Regions from separate parts of the Homo sapiens genome. Here region 1 is linked to region 2. A link is a contact called in ENCODE Hi-C or POLR2A ChIA-PET data. All regions are on one chromosome and are shown on one strand. Each heading gives the region's core, a stretch centred on a gene start or an enhancer-like site at or near the end of the contact. The rest is flanking DNA. Distances are from core to core; before and after follow the strand shown. Region 1 overlaps SIPA1L3 (signal induced proliferation associated 1 like 3). Region 2 overlaps SIPA1L3 (signal induced proliferation associated 1 like 3).

Region 1 (3,336 bases), core at 35-2,534, 33 kb before region 2:
TCCACCTCCTGGGTTCGAGTGATTCTCGTGCCTCAGCCTCCCAAGTAGCTGAGATTACTGGCGCCCGCCACCACGCATGACTAATTTTTCTATTTTTAGTAGAGATGGGGTTTCACCATGTTGGCCAGGCTGGTCTTGAACTCCTGACCTCAAGTGATCTACCCGCCTCGGCCACCCAAAGTGCTGGGATTACAGGCGTGAGCCACTGCGCCCGGCCAACCCCCCATTTCTGAATGCCTCCTGGGGGTGGTAGCCAGAGGCTGCACCCCTGACTCCCACAACCAAGTCTGTGTCTGGCAGTCCCTGTCAAGCAGTCCTCTAACTTGGATTCTGGCCTGGGTGGGGTGATTTTTTATTAGCCATCTTTAGACCTACAACATACAAATTTTAATTTTAATGACTAATTAAACCTATAGAGCCCTTGCCACAGGCCAGGAGCTGTTCTAAAGTTTTACATATAGTAACTCATTTAATCCACCAGTGACATCCACCAATGAAATGGGCACCATGACCAATATCACTCCCATCTTACAGATGGGGACCCTGAGCCTGGACACACTGTGACGTGCTGGTGGGTGGGGAGCCTCGACTTGCAGCCGTCTCCTCAGAGTTCAGTGGGAGTGAGGACTGGGGTGATGTGTCTAGGGCTTTCCAGTTCCCCCTGGAAGTGCTCTGTTCCCTCTCTGCCACCATTCAGCTCTAGGCTCGGCCTACACGGTGCCTCCTCGGGAAGCCCTCCTTGCCATCCTCCTTCCTGGTCCCCGGGTCAGGCCCTGGGTTCCGCACATTAATATGCTCTCCTCGCTCTCTCTCTGTTTCCTGTTTGGTATGTATCACAGCTGCAGTTGGGACTCTGAAGTTATCTGTTGAATGCCCAAGTCTCTTGCGTCCCCTCCAGGCTGTCAGTTCCACGACGGCCGGGATTTGCTTAACGATGTTCCTGTGTCCAGCAGCCCAGATCTGGAGTCTGGTAGGCACCGTAGAGATTTGCTGAGTAACAAATTAACTACTTTTTTTTGCATTTTTTGTAGAGGTGGGGTTTCACCATGTTAGCCAGGATGGTCTTGATCTCCTGACCTCGTGATCTGCCCGCCTCAGCCTCCCAAAGTGCTGGGATTAAAGGCGTGAGCCACCACACCTGGCCACAAATTAACTACCCTTTATAAATTCATGTTTAAAACTAGGATAAGGGAGAAGGGCTGGCCTAGAATAATGGGGAATGGAGAGATTCCACAAGAGCCACCTGTGTGTCTGATGGTGCTGTTGGGGAAGGGGATGTACCACTGGGTGTTAGAACAGAGGGAGGGGAGGCTGGGATGGCACAATCACGTCAACTCAAAAGTCATCATCAGTAACAAAGATTCACGAAATGAAAGCATGAAGGAAAACACAAACTCCTCTGTCCAGGCTGTCAAGCCTTCTGCTCCTGCATCTCACCCTCTGCCCTCATGACAGTACCGGCTAGAACCAGACTCTCTGTTCAAACCCCACCTCTGCCATGAATCAATACTTTTTTTTTTTTTTTTGAGACACGGTCTCACTCTTGTTCAGGCTGGAGTGTAGTGGCACAATCATGACTTGCTGTTGCAGCCTCAACCTCCCAGGCTCAAGTGATCCTCCCACCTCAGCCTCCTGAGTAGCTGGGACTATAGGCACGTACCACTGTACCTGGCTAATTTTTTTGTAGAGATGGGATCTCACCATGTTGCCTAGGCTGACCTTGAACTCCTGGCTCAAGCAATCCTCCTGCCTCGGCCTCCCAAAGTGTTGGGATTACAGGTGCAAGCCATCATGCCCAGCCACAAATAAGTAACTATATGATCTTGAGGAGGTCGATGAGTCCCTACACATCAGGAAAGTGGGGTATGGCAGGACCCATCTCATAAGGTTGATGAAAACAAATACTGCCAGGCACCCAGGAAGTGCTCAATAAAGTCCAGCTGTTACCAATGTTAGATCAGCATCATGACCCTTCAGCCTTTACAACCAGGACAATGGGGAAGTCACTTTGCCTCTGGGCTGCCCATGTCCTGTTAATTTGCTGCCGGAGGCCTGAGCTGCCCACTCTCTGTTGCTGATCTTCCTGGGACTCCAGGCCAACACATCAATCCCTCTTCTGCCTTGGGTGATCGAGGGTGGAGTCTGACACATAGAATCAAGAGTTCCAATATAGCATCACCATCCAGTCATCTGAGAAGCCAAACCACACATCTTACTGCACAGTAAAAAGGCACAGAGAGGTTGTATCAAATGTTTACCTCTCATAACTTCAACTAGGATCCCCTTACCCCTCACTAAAGGACAAATAATTTAAGCAGAACAGATACCCAGCATTCCACTTCCTAAGCATTTGCTCTGGTGTGAGTGTGGGATGGGGGACAGGCATACGCTACTCCCTCAGGCAGCCTCAGTTCTTCGTCATGCGAGCAGCACTCTCAGAGTGCTGAGAGGCGTTTTAGTGCTTCAAGATGCGCCCCCCTCCCGCTTTTTTTTTTTTTTTTTTTTGGCCAGGCACAGTGGCTCACACCTGTAATCCCAGCACTTTGGGAGACCGAGGTGGGTGGATCACCTGAGGTCGGGAGTTCGAGACCAGCCTGGCCAATATGGTGAAACCCCGTCTCTACTAATATAAAAAATCAGCTGGGCATGGTGGCAGATGCCTGTAACCCAAGCTACTTGGGAGACTGAGGCAGGAGAATCACCTGAACCCAGGAAGCGGAGGTTGCAGTGAGCCAAGATTGCGCCACTGCACTCCAGCCTGGGTGACAGAGCAATACTCTATCTCAAAAAAAAAAAAAAAAAAAGATGCGCTTTTTTTTCATACACCATGGTCCCCAAAGCCAAACTAACTCCTCTGGCAGGTGCTTATGAGAAGAACACGTGTTCTGACCTGGGTGAGAAAGTGGCTGCACAGTGTGTACTGCAGTACAGTATTGACTTCTTGTCCCCCAATACCTATCCTCCCCCCTTTCCTTTAATAACGGAACCCCTATATTTTAGCCAGGCACCTGATTGACTTGAATGAGGACTACATTTCCCAGCCTCCCTTGCAGCTAGCTGTCGCCATGTAACTAATCAGGATCACAGGGAAGGAGTGAAGGAAATGTGTGCAACTTCTGGGTCATGCTCTTTGAAGCAGGATAGAATTCAGGAGCTCCACTAATTTGGGGGGAAGGGGGCAGAATTACCTCTTTATTTTCACTAATCTCTAACAGAAATTCAGCATTTTCTTCAATTAGGAATATAGGCAAACTATAGTTTTCATGCTTACAAATTTGTCACCAACAGAAACCACAGGTATATTATCACATTGCAGTTTTGTTGGTTTATTTTGTT
Region 2 (2,973 bases), core at 356-2,855:
ACTCACGCCTAGAATCCCAGCAACTTTGGGAGGCCAAGGCAGGAGGATCACCTGGTGCCAGGAGTTTGATACCAGCTTGGGCAATGCAGCAAGACCCTGTCTCTACAAAAAAAAAAAAAAAAAAAAGAGAGAGAGAGAGAGAGAGAGAAAGAGGCTGGGTGTGGCTCACGCATCTAATCCCAGCACTTTGGGAGGCCGAGGCAGAAGGATCACTTGAGGCCAGGATTCCAGACCAGCCTGGAAAACCTGTCTCTACTAAAAATACAAAAATTGAAAGAAAACCTCAGCCCATGTTAAAGGGGACTGGGGCTATCCTTACTACCACAAAATCCTGCAGACCAAAGCCTGAACCCGCTGGTAAACCTTTCAACCCACTCACCACCCAGCATGACCAATCCCTAAACAAGTTCTGTTGGGCCACCCACTTCTTGTCCCCATTGCCACCACTCTCATCCGGGACTCTACTTCTCTCCTCACTGCAAAACAGGCTGCCCCTCACTGCCCTACTTCCACTCCCACCTTCAATCTATGCTCCACGCCGTAGCCAGAGGGCATGGGAGGACACTCTGAATCAAACCCACACCCTCACCAGGCTCCCCCGCCACCCCCGTCTCCTGCCCTCCCCCTCCTTCCCACCCCCACCCCACACTCCTTCACACGTCAAACTCATTCCAGCCTCAGCGCCTTTGCACCTGCTGTTCCCTCTGCTGGGAAAGCTCTTCCCTGATCTTTCACAAGGCTGGCACCTTTGCATACCACTCCACTCTCAGCTGGCATGTCACCACCCCGAGGAGGCTCTCCCCCAACGACCCCAGTTTTCCAGCCTCCCACAATCCCTTCTACTTCCAGGCGTGTCTCTCTCGCCATTCTGCTTTCCTGACTCCACAGCATTATTCATCCCCATCTGGAATTATCTTATTAATCTGTTTACTTCTTCCTTGACTGTGTCCCCCAACCTAAACAATGAACTCCAGGAGGACAGACCTTATCGGGCTCCGTCCCCGGCACTGGAAGCATATGTGATGTTCAGTAAATATTTGCTGAATGAAGAAGTTAACAATGGAATGAATGAATGAGTTTGCACATCACTGCACAATAAATCTTCTGCCCCCAGGAGGAATGTGTTGTAATCTCTAGCAGCAAAGAGGCCCTTAGATATCGTGCAATATAATGAATAACTGATCCCAAAGCATCTAAATGATTTCAAGCGTGCTACTGCTCTCAAGAATTTATGACCCAGACAACAGTGGCTGGGGTCAGGGCTCGCCCCTGGCCAGGTTACCAGGGCTTGCCTCTGCAATGGAGTAGAGCCCTTTATTGTTCTTTTGTCTAGGAATGGAGTTTCAGATCAGAAGAAATCCAAATACTCAAAAACCTCTTGCCCCAAGCATAAAGGACTAATTCCTTGGCGTAGAGCAGGAACTCACCAAAGACTATAAGGTCTGACAATGCACGACAGGGGAAAGAGAGAGAAAGATGGGAATGTCCACAGTCTCATTACTTCGACAAACACCCGCAAGGCCCCACCCGGTCAAAGGTAAGGCCTGGAGCAGCCGTGCCCACACAATGAGATGACTGGACTGGTTCATCTGTTTATTGGCAAGCTCAGGACAGGGTATGAGCAGTGGTGGAGACCGGCAAATGTCAAATGAATGAACATAAAAACAAGGAAGATTTGAATCTCTGCAGGAAAAAAAAAAAAAAAAAACACACAACAGATTAGAAACCACCAGCCCAATTGTTCAATAGTCATTTCTAAGGCAAACAAAAGTTCAAAAGAGCCAGTACCCTCAGGATAACTGAATAATAGATGAGGGGCAGGTTCTCTCTAGAGGAATAGTCCCACTAATAAATGAAGAGGTGGACAGAATTACAACAGCACAATTTTTGTACACCCCAAATGAAATAATGGCTCTGAGCAATGGTCATCCACGGCCACTAACACCAATACAGAAAGGGGCCCCCAGCTTTACATCCCTAACGGATACACAGCAACACCTAGGAGGACGGCTAGCCCTGCCTGCCAAAAAAGAAACAGTGTGTGTGTGTGTGTGTGTGTGTGTGTGTGTGTGTATGTGTGTGTGTGTGTACATCTCAAACCTGAAATTCACCTACTCTGCAAATCCAATGATTCATTTATAGGAAACACAGAGATAGAAGAATAAGTTAAACACTGCAACAGGGATATGATCGGTCAGATCCAGGCCTGATCATATACAGGACAAATGACATGGCCTTTCTGAACATATAAACTGCAAGAGAAAAACAAAGAAAAATCAAGCCAGGTGTGGTGGCTCACTCCTGCAATCCCAGCACTTTAGGAAGCTGAAGTGGGAGGATCCTTTGAGGTCAGGGGTTTGAGACCAGCCTGGCCAACATGGTGAAACCCTGTCTCTACTAAAAATACAAAAAAATTAGCTGGGCGTGGTGGTACATGCCTATAATCCCAGCTACTAAGGAGGCTGAGGTGGAGAATCGCCTGAACTCGGGAGACGGAGGTTGCAGTGAGCTGGAGGGAGGGAGAAGCCATAGATTAAATGAGGCTTCACACGCAGATGAACCAACTCCAATGGTGAGCCCTGTTGGGTCCTGATTGGAACAAACCAATTCTAGAAAGATATTTATGAGATGATCTGAGATGTTAACACTGTGCGGATACCAGATGATGTAAGCAATTAATGTTAATTATTGTCATGATTAAAATGGTCTTCTCATTATGTCTTTAAAGAATCCTTATCTTGCAGATACTCAACTATTTAGCGTTAAAATAATACAGTAGAGGGTGGGTGGTGGTGGATATAGAAGAAAACAGAGTGGTCATGAGTTAGTAAGAGGTAAAGCTTTTTTTTTGTTTTTTTTTTTGTTTGTTTGTTTTTAGGCAGGGTTTTTTTTTAGCCTGTCACCCAGGCTGGAACGCAGCGGTGCAATCTCGGCTCACTGCAGCCTTGACCTCCTGGGCTCAAGCAATCCTCC

Evidence for each region. Hi-C counts contacts between places; a loop is a spot of excess contacts on that map. ChIA-PET counts read pairs that join two places held with the same protein, here RNA polymerase II (POLR2A). Pooled maps may share reads with other maps.
Region 1: POLR2A ChIA-PET joins it to region 2 with 11 read pairs in activated B cell. The contact joins two enhancer-like sites. A Hi-C loop is called at or near these places in 4 of 168 maps with a recorded cell type or tissue (HCT116, endothelial cell of umbilical vein, mammary epithelial cell and 1 more), 19 of 37 single-sample maps with no recorded cell type and 7 of 50 pooled maps. POLR2A ChIA-PET finds 5 or more read pairs at or near these places in 13 of 52 experiments (A549, B cell, Caco-2 and 9 more).

The regions. Positions count from the first base shown.
Region 1 is chr19:37,972,704-37,976,039 of GRCh38, reverse strand. All of the region lies in intron 1 of SIPA1L3 (signal induced proliferation associated 1 like 3), which reads right to left. Among named protein-coding and RNA genes, the nearest start is that of SIPA1L3, 67 kb to the right of the region's middle. RefSeq lists a silencer at 1,946-2,005. Within about 2 kb of position 1,284, at least 4 of the 41 ENCODE cell types and tissues checked have a DNase peak (open chromatin) inside an H3K27ac peak, as active enhancers do.
Region 2 is chr19:37,940,188-37,943,160 of GRCh38, reverse strand. The region is part of intron 1 of SIPA1L3 (signal induced proliferation associated 1 like 3); the gene reads right to left. Among named protein-coding and RNA genes, the nearest start is that of SIPA1L3, 34 kb to the right of the region's middle. Within about 2 kb of position 1,605, at least 4 of the 41 ENCODE cell types and tissues checked have a DNase peak (open chromatin) inside an H3K27ac peak, as active enhancers do.